2 separate regions of the Mus musculus genome follow, and region 2 is linked to region 1. A link is a loop called in an ENCODE intact Hi-C map of the cell type or tissue named here. Cell type or tissue: left cerebral cortex. All regions are shown on one strand. Links, peaks and the distances in the headings refer to the core of each region. The heading gives the core; the rest is flanking DNA.

The links. Peaks named below come from ENCODE experiments on the same cell type or tissue, not always from the same donor. Only the 100,000 strongest peaks of a DNase experiment are listed, where the experiment ranks them.
Region 2: it touches region 1 in a loop (8-fold over the local background); 3 of 42 quality-filtered maps call a loop at or near these places.

Annotation. Positions count from the first base shown.
Region 1 is chr1:143,497,573-143,506,594 of GRCm38, reverse strand. Gm35303 (a long non-coding RNA gene) reads left to right here. Exons shown (of 3, transcript XR_387454.2): 2 at 1,069-1,124; 3 at 1,775-2,145. Among named protein-coding and RNA genes, the nearest start is that of Gm35303, 16 kb to the left of the region's middle. In left cerebral cortex, for the core only: no CTCF peak of the experiment used is centred there; DNase peaks (open chromatin) are centred at 2,894, 3,629 and 4,522.
Region 2 is chr1:143,635,771-143,644,792 of GRCm38, reverse strand. The region is part of intron 10 of Cdc73 (cell division cycle 73, Paf1/RNA polymerase II complex component); the gene reads left to right. It overlaps B3galt2 (UDP-Gal:betaGlcNAc beta 1,3-galactosyltransferase, polypeptide 2), which reads right to left and starts at 4,096. Exons shown (of 2, transcript NM_020025.4): 1 at 3,451-4,096. In left cerebral cortex, for the core only: no CTCF peak of the experiment used is centred there; DNase peaks (open chromatin) are centred at 2,799, 3,597 and 4,046; H3K4me3 peaks cover 2,652 bases; H3K27ac peaks cover 2,526 bases.

The sequences.
Region 1 (9,022 bases), core at 2,500-6,499:
CAGCTATTAAAAAGAATGAATTTATGAAATTCCTAGCCAAATGGATGGACCTGGAGGGCATCATCCTGAGTGAGGTAACACATTCACAAAGGAACTCACACAATATGTACTCACTGATAAGTGGATATTAGCCCAAAACCTAGGATATCCAATATATAAGATACAATTTCCTAAACACATGAAACTCTCGAAAAATGAAGACTGAAGAGTGGACACTATGCCCCTCCTTAGAAGTGGGAACAAAACACCCTTGGAAGGAGTTACAGAGACAAAGATTGGAGCTGAGATGAAAGGATGGACCATGTAGAGACTGCCATATCCAGGGATCCACCCCATAATCAGCATCCAAACGCTGACACCATTGCATACACTAGCAAGATTTTATCGAAAGGACCCAGATGTAGCTGTCTCTTGTGAGAATATGCCGGGGCCTAGCAAACACAGAAGTGGATGCTCACAGTCAGCTAATGGATGGATCACAGGGCTCCCAATGGAGGAGCTAGAGAAAGAACCCAAGGAGCTAAAGGGATCTGCAACCCTATAGGTGGATCAACATTAATTACTAACCAGTACCCCGGAGCTCTTGGCTCTAGCTGCATATGTATCAAAAGATGGCCTAGTCGGTCATCACTGGAAAGAGAGGCCCATTGGACACGCAAACCTTATATGCCCCAGTACAGGGGAACGCCAGGGCCAAAAAGGGGGAGTGGGCGGGTAGGGGAGTGGGGGTGGGTGGGTATGTGGGACTTTTTTGTATAGCATTGGAAATGTAAATGAGCTAAATACCTAATAAAAAATGAAAAAAAAAAAAAAAAGAAATAGAACCAGTCATCAATAGTCTCCCAACCAAAAAAAGCCCAGGAATAGTCCTCTTTCTTGACTTTGCAGTTATTTCCAGTGCTTTAACTCACCTTTGTGTCTGATTTTCCTAATTGAATAATTTAGTAGGAACCTCACATTTAATAAGCCTATAACATACCTACTTTTTTTTTTTTTTAATAAGAAACCGATTGTGTCATCTTAGGTATCTGGTTACTTGATGCCTTTTTCTTCCCCTTTTATATCTAGTGGTTACCCTTATCCATGGAAGACATATGGCTACTCAACAGAATCCTGAAACCATGGTGAGCACAAAATCTTATCTACATATTATAGACATGTAATACTTTCTCTCTCTCTATCTCTCTCACTCTCTCTCTCTCTCTCACACACACACACACACACACACACATACACACACACACACACACTCATACAATTTTAATCTATGGATTAACAATATTAACAATAATAACTACAAATAAAACCAAATAACTTTAACAGTATACTGTAATAAGTTATGTGAATATAGTCTCTGTCTTGGAAACTATCTTACAGTGCTGTAGAATAAGTGTGTGAACGTGGGAAGGTGGGTGTGTAAAGCTAGTGTCCAACTCATTAGTAAGTTCAAACATCTGCAGTTCAAAAACAATCCTCCAGTCTGTCTCCTTCCTTTCATCTTTCCAGTTTTTGTTCACACAAGCCACTGCTGACTAGAACACCTCTTCAGTAGCCTCTGAGTGGCAGCTCTGCTTTTTTTTTTTCTTTTTTCCCCCTTTACTGAGAGTTTGCCACACAGAAGTTGAGGTGTTCTATATGATAGTCATAAATCATTTTGCTGTGCCCCTCTCTCGTCTGCCACTGGGATAAAATTCAGAGACATTCCTATGGTTTTCAAAGTGTTTATATTCTAATTGTGGCCTCTCTTTACCTTATGTTGTTCTGCCTTTCACAGGAACTTCCCACCTCTGACCTTGTACATCATTCAGGCCAGGATGTGACTGAACCTGGGGCTGTTTGAACTTGTATCTTCTCAGTTTTGTCATGGCTACTTCATCTTGTTTTCAGATGTCAGCTCTGAGATGTAACAGTGGGTACCTCTCTTGCTCCATCACATTCTCTAAATTACCATCTCTCTAGATCTTAAAATATGTGAAATGATTTGTCATCTGGGTTCCCCTGTGCTCCACCCCCGACTCCTAGGACAGAGGTTCCCCAGGGGCTGAGTTACAAACCTTGTTTTTTTTTCCTTACTCTGTGATATATTGGCAGGGCTTGGAATTGTGCTTAATAAAATATAAGACTGAAATGAATATGTACAGATATGTATTCATAAAAGTAAAAAAAAGAACTAAAATGGTTTTGCCATGGAGATATCGAATAATGAATGTACATAATACCAATGGGCACAGAGAGAAAAACATTATTATTATTGTTTTGAACTCGAAGTTGATCAGGAGAGAAAGATAGGGAAGAGTCTAGGAAGAGGCCTGGTGGGGGGTGGGGTGGGGTGGGAAAGAGGCAGGAATGGTTTTGTTATTATTGCAGACATGCCAGTCTCCTGTTCACCATGAAGTCTTCTTCCAAGTGCTGATTCTCTGAGACAGTACGTTGTCAACTTGAAAATGCTATGTTCCATGAATCTTAAGTGGCAATCAATACTTTCTCTTCAAAAAAAGGAGAGTTTCAATTAAGTTTTAGAAAGTAATGTTATCTATGAGATGTAAGTAATATGTTAACATTGTGCTAGATTCTAAAGAGCTGAGAACATTAACTTGGAATGTGCTGAGCTAGTGGTAAGGTGATATCCGGCCTGCAGTTGCCAGAGGATTTTTTCCCCCTTGGTCTTGTCATCACGTAGAAGAGAGAATGTAAGGGAGTCTGGGTCAATTAATTGCCTGCCTGGGTACTGCCCTGTCTATTTCAGGCAGGGTAAACTGAAGAGGGCTGGGTGGTTTACTATTTAAGTAGCTTCTTGCTGGCGAAGCTCAGTTTCTAAATCCTAGAGACCATATGTGTTAGTTTAATCAGAGTTTGGCCCGGAGGAGATTTAAATGAAAGGAAATTCTACAATTAGAAGGTGTGGAAGTAGCAAGCCGGCTAAATCAAGCCCTTCGAGAGGCAGTGTGGGCTGGGGAGATTACATTCTCAGGACGGATAATAAGCTCCGGTTTTAAATTCCTGATTCTTACTAGCATCTGTGTCTGGGTTCTACGGGAGTGGGGGTTTGTCTCAGGCCGTCTCTCCTAGCTTTCCTTACAAAGGCCTCACCTGAAAAGGGGCAGAGTCCCATACTCGCTAAAGATATGAGTGCAGTTTGTAGCAAAGTGTTGAATAAGGAGGTTTTGCTTTAAAATAGGGTCTTTAGCTTTTTCCAAAGGTTTGTTTTCTCGTTCAGTCAGGCTGGCCTTTCAACTCGGTTCTGAGCTTTGAATCGTCTTTAGTTAGTTTATGTTGACCCAGAACTGCTCAGGGACTTGCTCAAATGGAAGGGGTATGGGGCCGAGCCTGGCTGTATTCCCAGGGTGGTAGGGAGATTGAAGAACGTGGAAGCCAAATTTAGAAGTTTTCAGGGATGTGTCTTTGGTGATAGGTAACACCCTACCAACAGCAACCTTGAAATGGAGGAGCATACATTAAATAAAATAATAGTACCAAAAAAAAAAAAAAAAGCAGAATAGCTCACCACTGGACAATTTGAAAGTTGTGTGGATATGCTTTGCTTTGTTCACATGTATACGGGACAAGCTCTGCCCCTCCCCCAATCCCGTCCTAGCGATCATTTGTTTTGTCACTATCCCTGTCTTCCTAAACAAAGGATGAGTGATTCTATCCACATCTGATTTCGCGAGCATGACTTGCAAATCACTAAAGGTGAAGGGATGAATATAATAACCTGACCACAGGAGTTTAGAGCAGGCAAATATATGTAAAGAATTCAATTCTATGCAGTATTTGAGCTATAATAGTATGTTCAATTGAAAGAGAGATGGCTGATGGGGGTGGGAAGCTTAAACATGCATGAGCTGTGGGAGAAGACTTGAACTGTATTCAGGGAGAAGACAATCATATGCCAACCAACTGATTATGCCCACTTTCTGGGCATAATTTTCCTATTAGGGCCTACTCCAGTCTAGCTTTCATCCAGTCAGGTCCTGTACATAGTCCTGTCAGAGAAAATTCTAAATCAATGATAATGTGGTCTTTATTTGACTCAAATATATTAAGTAGAACACTTCCTTTTAAAGAAGGATGTCAGGGACATAAAAGGGGGAACTTTGTGATGCAGTAAATAGAAACGACGGTCCCTTTGGTGTTTTGCTACATTTGCCAGCTTCAATTCGTACTTCTACTTGACTCTTCTCTTTGATGCAGACTCACAAAATGTTTTAGAAAAGGAAAGTACCAACGCATGATAAAAATTTACTTTTGAAATGGATTTGAATTAGGTCTTGCCTTAGATAAGTTTGTTCACATTAAGCTGCTTTGAACTGTAGCTTCTATTTAGTACCGGGGCTATATAAACACAATTAGTAAAACTCTGTGCAGTGAACCAAAATGGAGATGAGATTACCTTAAATCAAAATCTTGTGATAATTCTTGTTGAAATTGGAGGAATCTGAAGTGAGTTCTTCTTTTTCCCTTTATGCTGTAATGGCTCCAGTTTAAATTATGTTATTCAAAGGGTACCAGAGCTTTCATACATTATTCATCCACAAAGATTTAGCTATTTCGAGCCACATCCTCTGAAAACGAATGAGTTGAGTAAAATGGTTTTCAAAGCATTCATAAATACCTCTTGGCTTTCCATAACTAATTGTGGTATCTGTGTAAGGGACACTTGCTTCCTGCTACCAAGTTATCACACCTAATAATTTCCCTTTCTAAGATAATTTGCGGATAAGTTTGTTCTCATTCTGTTGATCACAGTAAGTTCAAAACAGAGAAACAAAGAGTATATCTCCAGGGGTTTCAGCACCTTTTGACTCTTCCCGTGTGATCCAGTCTTTTCTTAAATATCCATGACCTCAAGCCTTTCAGGCAAAGCAATATATCTTTTCTCCTTATGTCCTTCTACCTCTGTGGATACTCACAGTCATGGGTGTATTTTCTGAGATACTCTAGCTCATGTATTTTTGTTATACTCAGGACTATACACAGGGCCTGGAGAAATGACTTAGTGGTTATTAGCTGTTGCTTCTCCTCCAGATGATTCAGGCTTGACGATTTACCTCTAATTCCAGAAGATTCATTTCCCTCTTCTGGTGTCTTGGGGCACCAGGCATGCAGAAGGGAAGCAGGCAGATATGCAGGCAAAAACTCATGGATATAAAATATTTTTTTATATTAAAAAGATTTTAAAAGTTTATCCTAAGGAGGAATATTTCAAATTTGCCATTTTCTGCAAAAGTTTTTCCTATTTGGGCCACTTTGTTCTATTGTTTGACACAGAGGCTCCTCTGGTAATCAATAATCTATAATTATGATTCGGAAAAAAATCATTAGCAAAGCTACTCAGTAGTCACATATGTGAAGAATTTTATAAAGCACATATTCTGGAAGCTTGTGGAAAAGATAACTTTCACATGATTAAATGATGGCTTCTGTACTCATCATCTGGGTATAGATAACTCAACATACCCAGCAAGCATCATTTGGTTTGACTGGTGTTCCAGTGCAATGTGGTCTACATTTGTCAGGTTTTAGTCACTTTCTTTCTTTCCTTTTCTTTTTCTTTCTCCTTTTCTTTTCTTTTCTCTTCTCTTCTCTTCTCTTCTCTTCTCTTCTCTTCTCTTCTCTTCTCTTCTCTTCTCTTTTCTTTTCTTTTTCTCTTCTCTTTCCTTCCTTCCTCCCCCTCTCTCTTTCTTCCTTCCTTCCTTCCTTCCTTCCTTCCTTCCTTCCTTCCTTCCTTCCTTCCTTCCTTTCTTTCTTTCTTTCTTTCTTTCTTTCTTTCTTTCTTTCTTTCTTTCTTTCTTTCTTTCTTTCTTTCTTTCTTTCTTTCTTTCCCCTTCCATGTTTCATGCCTCTGAATTACAGGTTCTGCCCTGAATCTAGATTGGTTCAAACAGGAGGCCAGGTAGAGTAGAAAATCAGCATGTGACCACTTCTATAAGAACAGGTGGAGAGTATTCCAGGAAGAAAAGGGAGCAGGATAAAAGAGTGACAGCAACTGAGGCTGGACCTTGAAGTAAGGAGTCAATGAGTGGGGAAGAGGGAGCAAGGGATGAAGGAAACCAGTTCTGCAGGAAATTTGGAGATGAGTTAAGGAAACTGGAGGGGAGCAGCTGTAGCATATGTAAGAATGAGGGACTATTCAAAGGGAGGACAGTCTTGACCCTGTTTGCTCAGGAAGAGGAATGAACTGGGAGACACAGATGATACAGAACAGTAGCAATAACTGAAAAATTCTTGGAGCTCAGAGAACACACATGAATTCACATGGAGGGCTTAACATTGGCAAGTCGGCAAAATCAGCATGAGTTTCCAGTGAGGAAAGAAACACAGTGAAGATCGATTTTGATGATGTATTTAGTTTTGGCTAGACTATGACATCTTGCTTGTTCAAAGAATAGTCTGTGTGTGTGTGTGTGTGTGTGTGTGTGTGTGTGTGAAGGTGTTTTTCTAAAAAAAAATCGTTATTAGTATTTGAACTTATAAATTCTGAGTAAAGTGGGTTGCTTTAAAATCAACGGAGCTGTTCCAAGCCAGCTGAAGACTTTAAGAGTGAAGGCTGAGATCTTCTGCCTTCAGTTATGCCTTTGGAGTTTTGGATGCTGTATAAAGTTTTCTCTATCTCTCTCTGGCTTTCTGGCCTGTTTCAAACTCCATAACTACTTAAAATACCCCATTCCTTTTCTCTGTTGTTATGTTATTAAAAGTATGTAAATTACAAACAATTCCAGAGAACATAGAGGTGTTCTTGAGACTGACTTCTTTGAGCATACAAACCCTATCGCAATAATCTTGTTTTCTAAAATCACAGCAAAACACTTGATAGTTTGAAACTGCTCAACCAACTGCTTTGCTTGGAAGGGGTACAAAAGGCCTATGAAAGGGTCAGCCAACATTCGGTTCTGTGAGTTCTTTATGAGCAGAGTGTTATAGTTCTGTGACTTCAATGAGAACGGTCAACGATGAGGAATTAAAAACGATTAGTAATATAACAAGCAAAGTATGAACTATGAAGACTACTGACTGGTAGGCCTATGCTGGGTACAAAGATCAGAGAAGCCAGATTGGCTTGATAAGCCTGAGAATTGTGGGAATAGCAAGGGCAGCAGTGACCTTGAAAACACTGAGAGGTTGTTCAATGGAAGTGAACGAATGGTAAGAAAGGAAGGACTTGCTTATGGCATTTATTTATTTATTTATTTTTTATTAGGTATTTTCCTCATTTACATTTTCAATGCTATCCCAAAGGTCCCCCATACCCACCCCCCCAACCCCCTACCCACCCACTCCCCCTTTTTGGCCCTGGCGTTCCCCTGTACTGGGACATATAAAGTTTGCAAGTCCAATGGGCCTCTCTTTGCAGTGATGGCCGACTAGGCCATCTTCTGATACATATGCAGCTAAAGACAAGAGCTCCGGGGTACTGGTTAGTTCATATTGTTGTTCCACCTATAGGGTTGCAGTTCCCTATAGCTCCTTGGGTAATTTCTCTAGCTCCTCCATTAGGGGCCGTGTGACCCATCCAATAGCTGACTGTGATCATCCACTTCTGTGTTTGCTAGGCCCCGGCATAGTCTCACAAGAGAGAGCTATAACTGGGTCCTTTCAGCGAAATCTTGCTAGTGTATTTATATTTCTCAGGATTATAGTATCAGAATGGCTGGGAGTGGCCAACATATGGGAGACAAATCTTGAAATTATTTAATAAGTATGTTTAAATTTTGCTACATATATATATATATATATATATATATTTCTTAACACATAAGAATGTTTTAATAAAGAAAAATGTAAATGTATATCATTTCTTTTTGTGAAAATTTAAGAGTGGCATATGGTATTGGCAAACTATGTTTTTAGGTGTTGGGTAGTAAATATTTTAAGCATGTTTTGAGCATAAAGAGGATTAAAGGGCCTTTTAAAAAAGATTTATTTCCTGGCAAATACAGAAGTGGATGCTCACAGTCATCCATTGACAGAGCACAAGGTCCCCAATGAAGGAGCCAGAGAAATACCCAGGGAGCTGAAGGGGACTGAAGCCCCATAGAAGGAACATAAATATGAATTAACCAGTACCCTCAGAGCTCCTTGGAACTATACCACCAATCAAAGAAAACACATGGTGAAACTTGTGGCTCTAGCTTTATTTGTAGCAGAGGATGGCCTAGTTGGTCATCAATGGGAGGAGAGGCCCTTGGTCATGTGAAGGCTCTATGCCCCAGTATAGGGGGATGCCAGGACTAGGCATGGGAGTAGGTGGGTTGGGAAGCAGGTTGAGGGGGAAGGGGGTAGGGGATTTTCAGAGGGGAAATTAGGAAAGGGGATAACATTTGAAATGTAAATAAAGAAAATATCTAATAAAAAAGATCTATTTCAGTTTTTATTGTGGGTATGTGCACAAGTGAATGCAGGTGAACATGGAGGCAAGAAGAAGGTATCAGAGGCTCTGGAGCTAGAGCTGCAGGTGATTGTGAGCTACTTTCAAACTGGATCCCCTGGGAGAGCAGCAAGTGCTCTTAACCACAGAACCAAATTACTTCAGCTTCTGTGAACACAAATGAGAAGGTCTTCGTATAAACTCAGGTTTTGTAACTTGTTTGCCAAGTCCTGGCCTCAGCTTTGAGAGTGGATCCCCAGGAAGGGGTGTTTGGAAGCAGCAAAAGAATGACTCCAGCTCAATGGTGGGTACAAGCTGACAGTTCTGTGTTCAGCTTGAGTTGGCTCTCTAGACAGCTGTGTAGATGATGTAGATAGCTCAGCGCTTGAAAACCAAAGCGAAGTCTTTTATTTGCATATCAACTCAATCTTTACCCCAGGTTCTCTTTTGATTATCCAACAAATCACCATTTTATGACCTTAGCCCCTTTATTCTTAGAAAAGACACCAAATACATTTTTTTGACATAGCAAATGAACTCAGGAATCTGCCTGCCTTTTGTATCCTTTTGACAAGCTGGCTTGTTAATGCAGCTGCCTTTATTTTCTTAGGTCTGTGAAGCCCCTCATACAATTCATATTGTGCTTATATTTTG
Region 2 (9,022 bases), core at 2,167-6,166, 140 kb before region 1:
ATTATTAATTTTGAGGATGGTATTATTAAATTCTTTTGATCAATAAGTGATTTTTCTATTATTCACTGAAATAATTTCTTTAAACAAAGGAAATAAAAATTTTAACATAGCCACTTATTTCTAATTATATGTGTAAATGCTTGTGCTTATTTATCTCACGATAATGATCTACTTATGATTGATAGCAGTTTAGCTTATCCTCACATAAATGCATTTGAAAAGTAATAGAGTTTACAAGGAAGTTCTCAAAAAATTGAGTGATTGTAGCATAAAATTTACACACACACCTTTCAGTTACTGCTTGAAAGTGTTAGGTGGCTATCAATGAAGTACTATTCTAGTAACAACCACTAGGAGGAGCAAGTAGGTGGGAATTTGAACAGATTTCTAATGTGTAACAGGCACTAAGGTTTGATCTTGTTTCTGAAAATGAATGGTGCATTTAGTTACTAGCCTATACCTCAAACCTAAAAAAGTATTTAATCTCTCACACACACACACACACACACACACACAAAAGCACACATGTGCGCGCACACACACACAGACAGTAGTTTCTAAAAAATCTAATTTAGTCTTAGTTTTATTTACGTGAATTTAAATCTTACCATTCTATATAAAGACCAAAGCTATTACATTCTTTGCAACATGGTTTCTGCATGATATGAGTTTGAAATTACGGAGCTTCATGGCCTGATTTAGAAACAAATTTTCATGACTGTACTTATAACTAGATGTAATTCTACTTAAAGCAGAAAACTATTTTAAAGAGTACATATGAAAATTACTTTATGTGGTAGATAATGACCCCCCCACCCCCCACTTCATAATGAGAGTACTGGGTATTAAAGGGTTATGTATATAAATTTAAAAGTGAAGTTACTTTGGAAAGTTCATTTGATCTGTTTCAAGTATTATAAATATAAATGTATCAGCTTTGTGTTGATTTAACAATGCTTAGAACATGACTGAGATCTAGTCATTCAGATACTTTAAAAGTGCAAACTTTAAAGAAAAACAGTTCAAAATGAATTAAATTCCAGGTAGGATATTTCAATGAATGGATAAAAGACCTTAAAGGGATGAAGTATTGTAGTAAGACACATTGTTTACAAGAAAACAGTGTCCCTGAAGTGAAATTGTAAAGTGTTTGAATATTATAGGAATATTACAGATTTCAACCTATAAAATATAAAACACCCTTAAATTATTTATAATTAAGACAGAAAAGATATATTAAAAAATCTATTCAAAGACATGGCAAAATTTTTAATTCTTAGTTTTGTTGTTATTCAAGAACTAATATTCAACAATTTTATTGCAATTTTATATATATTCTTATGTGGTTCTATTATGATTTTATAAGATGGAGGTATGTTTTAATTTAAATTTTATAAGAATTGTATGTTTGTAAATATTAATCTAGGAGAGCTTGGAATTCCTGTACAAATACACCTATTTGATAACCTCCTACTGATAAATGAAACGTATGCATCTAGCCTTAAATTCATTTTTTTTCTAAAGTTTCTCAGGATAGAGATCTGTCTTTCTCTGTCTCCGTGTCTGTGTGTCTGTGTGTGTATGCTGTTAAGAAAGTAAAATTGCTGTAACTATTCCTCTTTTTGTTAGATGATAAAATTATTCACAGGTTAATGCCTGTTGAATATTAGTTCTTGGAAATAAGAAAACTAAGAGTTAAAATTTTGCCATGTCTTTTAATAGATTTTAAAAAAATAGATGTTTTCTGTTTTAATTATTATGATTTAAGTGTGTGTTTACCTCTTATAGACCGAAATTTGTAAGGATGTTACTATTTAATGTATCCTCCTATAGAGTTTCTGTCCTTTGACTTTTAAAAGTTGATATAAATATATTAGTTTCTAAAGACAGTCCCAGAGTTAAATGATGGTTTGATAAGAAACACTTGTATACTTTTAAAGCTTTGAAATATTTAGTTTATAAAGCTTAATTTCTAATAAAGATACCAACAGAGGCTGGATTTTTTTAAAAATTATTTTTGATTAGTTTCTGATTGTAATTTTTATCAGAATAAAGATACTTAGTTATGACTAGGAATCTCTTGATATATGACAAAGTCTAATACACTCATTCAGTCTTAATTCTACAACACACACAGTGCTTCCACAGGGGTTTTTTTTTTGGCTTTGTGATTGTTAGGGTAGTAAGTTTTATGAAAGTGAGAGGAAGAATCAAAATACGTAGAAAGGTTTGTAAGATTTTAGGAATATCTTTGAGTCCCTGACCCCGAGCACTCTAACGTTGATTGTTCCCAGGGTAGTTTATTCTGTCCTGCAGACACATGTAGAGGCAGTAGGCAGGTCATTATCACATGTAAATAAAGCTTAGAAACCTACTGTGGATATTATTTGACCTTGTATTTGACCATTATTAATATGTGCTGTATATTAAGCTATTTTATGTTAGTTTTTTTTTTTCCATTTTTTATTAGGTATTTAACTCATTTACATTTCCAATGCTATACCAAAAGTCCCCCATATCCACCCACCCCCACTCCCCTGCCCACCCACTCCCCCTTTTTGGCCCTGGTATTCCCCTGTACTGGGGCATATAAAGTTTGCAAGTATGTTAGTTTTTTAATTTCACTTTTATAATTAACTCCAGGAACAGTCTTACACTTGATTATTTAGAATCACTCTGTTACTTAAAAACTCCCTGTTTCACCAATCTATTTAGAGCAACTATTGATCTCTCTTTGTTAAAGTTGTATTCATTGATACTGTAATAACATGTGACTGACTACTGTGGTGGTGTTATGCTTTGCATAAACTCACTAGCGTTTTAATCTGATGGCTAATGTTGTAACTTGTAGTATCTCCTTGTAGCTCAGTAACACTTAAAATTTGCTGATGTACTCCTGAATTGTTTCTATCTCTCTCTGAAGAGATAGATATTACAGAGAATATATTACTATGAACTAAGATTTTGTTTTGAAGAGATTTTCTAAAAATACCTCAAGATAATAAGATCATATTTATGCTATTTAATATAATTTTACCCCACTGTCTCTTGATAACCATTTTAAAGAAGGTGCTTTAATTTATTAGATAAGGAATCAATTTGACCTAATTTGCTAGAGAATTGCTGTTTTTTTAAAAAAAAGGCTAGAGAGCTCTTTTTTTTTTTCTTTTTAGTTTAATTTCTCAGACATTCTTTTCAGTAAATCTAGTTACTATTTGGTTTTCCTTGTAATGTTACAATCCTGCAGAATTACTCCCAGTTATTTAATTGAATAAAGCAACGACAGCTTGTCTAGTAGAAAAGGCAAATTTAAAATCGTGTATTTAGAAAGCCTTTCATAGTTTGAAGGGCAGTGGACTGTATGAACTTGTTTATCAAGTGTATCAGTGCCTGTATGGTTAGGAAATTAAAACACATTTAATGAACATCATACACAAGACAGCAACATACCTTTCTTTCTTGGTCAGACCATTAGATGGAGAGGATTATGTCTACTGAAAATACTTTTGGCACGCCATCACTTCAGCAAAAAACGATGCTATCGAACATGCGCACATCCCCCAACAGTCTGCCTCCTGTGATTGCTTTTCACAGTATCCAAAGTGTCCATCTGTCGGGGTGTCTTCAAGTTACCCTTCTTGTTCATATGTCTATATCTTATAGTCTTCAGAGATTTTTCCTTTCTTTCATTTTCTCTCTTTCACTAAACAAAAGAGCTGTAGCTGTCTGTTGTATTTGGTGCACAGTTGACTCTTTCCGACAGTTGATGCATTGAAGCTCTTTACATCTGCTGTATTCCCGGCTGGACAATGCAGTGCTGTATTCTCTTCTCAGTATCCATATTTCTAGTAATAGCGCTGAGCTGCAATGTTAAGCAGCAGAGCTGTGGTTTAGTGTTTCAGTTGCATTGGGGGAAAAAAAAAGGCTTTGCCTTTCTCCGTCGTGGTTGCCTGGCAGCTGCAGGAAGGATTTTTGAGCTGTTTTCCTGGGGTTTTGGTCTGTAATGTGAAATGCACCGTTCTTCCGTGCTGCACAGGCAGGCAGCAGTTTAAATGTGGGCTTGACAGATGCTGTCTCTGACAGAGCAGAATTTAACGTCACTGCTTGGCTGAGTCCCACGTGATTGTTTGCGTTCATTTTGACTAAAAACCCGAGGTAGGAGAAAGCTTAGAAATCTTCCTCTTATGTGACACATCATATTTATTCAGAACAAATACAAGCATTAGGATGAAATGGAGGTTATGGTTTTTTAATCTTTATTTGAACTTATGCACAGGCTTTCTAAATATTTCTGTGTTGGACGGTGGCTTTCATGTGTCTTAGAGACTTTTTTAGAGCAGAAGTAATAAAAGCTTTTACATGTAAGTTGGTGTAGTTTAACTCTTTCAGTGCATTCCTGCTCTTACAGTTTTTGTCTGATTGTTCTGATTTGCTAGTCTAGTTAAAACTCCTTCATTATCTATTGTCTATAACTTAGATTTCCTCCCCTGTTTTCTCCAGCTTATCTAAGTCAGCTGCCTGCACTTACTTCATGTTGCGATACTGCCTACTTTTTTGCTCTGTGCAGTTTTTAGTGTTCTTGAAAGTAGTAAATTTAATTTTAAATCACTTTCTTGTTATCAATATTAATTTTTTTTCATGTAAAATAATGTGTATCACAGAATTAAAAATGATATAGTACATAGAACACACATGAATAGATTTTCTTGAAGATTGGTGAGTAGTTCTGCAGGATTGGTTGCATTTTGACTAAAAACCTTAGGTAGAGACAACCTTGGAACTTTGCTTCTTATATAGAAAATAGTATGCTTATATAGATTGCAGATGTGTGTTTAAATAAGTATAGTGATGCGCTAGAGTCTGTTGCTTCTAATAATGTTTAATACTTTAGAAAATGGTTTAGTAAAATGCCATCAAACAGTTTTTTTTTTTTTCCCTTACATATTAGAGACTCTGAAATCCTTCTCTGGTATACTTAACTAAGTGCCTGGACATTTGGGCACCCCCCCCAACCCCCCCCAGGAGAGCACTCGGCAGGCATGTTTGTTACTTGTTTTTATGGCTATAACTAACAATTCCCCTCTGATATTCTAAAGACAGTAACTATATAGTTTTAGAGCTTATGCTATATATTTTAGGGATACGGACTTTATCCATTTTCACAGACCATGATATATTATTTCAGGTGAATAAAAATTACATTTCCTCTAATAGTATTCAATTACTCATCTTCATGTGTTAATTCCAGTGTGCTTTCTTGGTTTAGGTATACCCTATAACTGTCCTAGTTTGTGTCTTACTCCCCCTAGAAATGATAAGATGGTAAAAAAGAAGGAAAAAGAAAAGTATAAGGAGAAACTTAAAGCTTAGAACTTTGGCTTTCCTAAGTTAGAAGAGGAATAAAACCCGTGTTTCTTAGTATTTGGCTCTTAAAGCTATATACTATATTCTTCACTGTCTTTTTTTCTTGTCTTCATAGACAAATTATTGATTCTGCTTAAATTATTCCTCCAAAGTAGAAGTGGCCTTTTTAATATCAGTGATTCCTAATATTAGGGCTTAACTGAGGTTAGAGGTCTGTACAATTATTGTCTATTCCAAATTAGATTGAGCTATAAGTACCTGAGCTGGTTGTAAATGATATTCGCTTATGATAGCTTAATTTTCTAATATCTACTTTACAGATGAGATACTGGTACCCAGAGTTCTGTAACCTAAATACCAGCTAATTACTGATAGGAAAGATGGTTAGTTTAAAATTTTGAAACAGGATTATTTAAATTTTTAAAATCTGAATTCCTGTAATCCACTCTTAAACATTATACTACATGGCTGCTGAAGAAATTGTGAATGTTCCCACCCAAATATTGACATAGTACCCCAGGAATCATTAGTAGAATACTGAATGCATTTTGACTTTTTTCATTAAATGTTAACACTACACTGCTTTATGCTAACATGCACATTAAAGCACAGCTTATTAATTATTGGTAATATGAGGATGACTGAATACATTTTCCATCCTTTTTCTAGGGAAGGAGAAAATAACTATTCTGCCAATTATTTTTAGAATATTTTAAATCCATCCTTTGATGATACTTAGAGCAGGACAGTGCTAGCTAGATAAGTTCTCTACTTTGGATCTGTACCCCCCACAATGTCTTTCTTTAATTCTATTAAAAGGTGTTTTTATTTTTAATTTACAGTAGTTATTACATATTGGTGAGGTACCAGTGAGACATTTTATACAATGTGTACTGATCATCCCAGAACAACTGGCATATATGTCATCTCTGAGATGTCCTATTTTTGGTACTGAATTGGATTTATTATGGATCTCAGTTACTAAGGGCTTTATGGATAACTCAATAATGATTCCTGTCTATGTTGGGTTCAAGCCTGAATTACCGACTAGTGAGAATTTTGTTTTTACTGCTTTCTATTGAGCAAGTGTTTATATGACAAGGAGATCCCTAAGATTGGTAACCAGGCCTAGTGTGTATCAGGCATAGTACTCATGTATGTATACAGTAAGCAAGAATTTAAATAAGATCAACTTTTTTTTCTTAAAATTTAAGTTGACTAACAGCTTACAGTATAGAAAAATAGTAGCAATGATATAAACTTTTTTTTTTTTTTTTTTTTTTCGAGGCAGGGTTTCTCTGTGTAGCCCTGGCTATCCTGGAACTCACTCTGTAGACCAGGGTGGCCTCAAACTCAGAAATCTGCCTGCCTCTGCCTCCCAGGTGCTGGGATTAAAGGCGTGCACCACCACTGCCCTGCTGATATAAACTTTTCTTCAGTGATGTTTTCTAAGAACTTCAGGTTTCCAGGCAAGAGAAATGATAAAAATGTGTTATGTTTCAACCTTGTCAAACCTTCTTTCTTTAGTTTAGTTTCTTTTAAATCTGAATTCTGTGGTTAAACTAATTCCATCTAATTTTGCAAATTTTGCCTTGCTAGGTTTTCTATTTGTTAGTGGTGTATTAAGTATTGCTTATATAGGTCTGTTTTTATTTTTTATAACACAGGCCTAAGGGGGAGAAAAGGTATCCATTATTTTGGACATTTTGATCCAAGCCATCTATCTAACTGGTTGTTGTTGTTGTTTATTTGTTTAATTTTTTGTTTTAAAGTTTTCCTAGACATGTCTATAATTAACTCTTAAGGAATTGAAATTTATAGAAGAGGTTTGGAAAGCTACCTAATTTCTTATTTCTACTAAATACACAAAAAATATTCCTTTGTTCACAGAGTTTCTGATTCTGAGTGGTTTGCATGATATAAAATAGCAGTAACTTTGGGAATCATCTGTTTATTGTTATGTGTAAGTTCCATCATGTATCCTTGATTTTAAAAAGATTGACATGAAATGGGGTTAGAATACTTCAAACAGTGAGCTATTGGAGTTGAATAACACAAGAAGGGAACCAAAAGTCCAGTCCTGCCTCCATTGGTCTCCATTCTGTTTGTGTTTTAGTGTGGCTCCTATGTTTGATGCTCGTATATTTTATTTCAGCCCAAGACAAGAACTAAATACTTTTTCATTTCAGTACTAGATTTTGAAACAGGTCTGATTTTCATGTTTATTATAAAATTGCTATTTTACATAGTTATCTATGGACTGGAAATTAATCACCACTAATTTCATAGCTCCAGCTAACCAACATCAGTTGTCCCAGTATTCCCTTCTATTTTGGACTCTAAACCCAGTGGTACCTGGCCAACACTGCCAGAGTTCTGCTGCTTGTTGGAGCTGGAACATGGCCTGCCTTGTTCTAGTACATTATCACCAGCCTTTTGTTTCCCAAATTCTTCACTGTCTAGGTTTGGCTGTCCTGGAACTTGCTCTGTAGATTGACCTTGAAGTCACAGATCTGTATGTCTTTGTCATTTGAATGCTGGGATTAAATGTGTGTACTATCACCTGGACCTAAGCTTTTCTCTAATCAGAACTTGGTCTGTACCAGGCTGGCCTCGAACACAGGTTTGCCTCTATCTCTTGGGATTAAAGGCTTTAATACCTTGCCTGGATCTAAGCTTTTTACAGCTACTATTTCTCAAAATCCAGGTCAAAAACCTGTGTCTTCCATTTCTGGATTGTAGCTTATTCCAGATTAAAAGTCCAAATAAAAGCAATAACCAGATAATAAAAAAAGCCTAGATATATTTATTCCTTGTTCAATGGCAAATGCATAAACACCCAGCTTATCTGGGTGACTTCTTATCCAAAAGTCACCAAACATACTCTTAATCTGTTTATCTCCTTGAACATAGGAGTCAGCTCCATTCTACTTCATGGCACAGTGCTCCTTTATTCTATGTACCATACGTTTTATACTTTTGTTTTTGAAGCTTGCTCATTTTCACCAAGAGGCTCTTCATAAAAGTGAACTTTAGTAACCATGTAACAGAATTCATACCAGGTTTATTTGAGACTTCCCTTGTCAAAGCAATTAATCTAAATCTCTCCACCTTAGCCTCAGGCAGACTCTCTGGACAATGGGAAAAATCTACATTCTTCACCAAAATATCATAAAAACAGTCTCTCAGCCACATATAAAATGCTTCTCCTCTGAAACATTTGTAGCCAGGCTTCCACAGTTCAAATCACCATCAGCAACAAATTCCTCTATATTCCTGCTAGAATAGCTCTTTAAGCCCCACTTAAAGATTTCCACTGCTTTCCAAATCCAGAGTCCCCAAATCCACATTCTTCCAAAGTATAGCATGGTCAGACCTATCAGAGCAGTACCCACTCCTGGTACCAACTTCCAACTTTGTTAGGGTTTCATTGCTGTGAAGAGACACTGTGACCACAGTAACTCTTAAAAAGGACAACATTTAATTGGGGCTGGCTTACAGGCCCAGAGGTTCAGTTCACTGTCATGGCAGGCAGGTATGGCACTGGAGGAGCTGAGAGCTCTGCTTCTTGTTCCAAGGGCAGCTAGAAGACATGCTGCCTAATAGTGTCACTCCCTGGGCCAAGCACATTCAAACAACCACCACAGGGTTATTACAT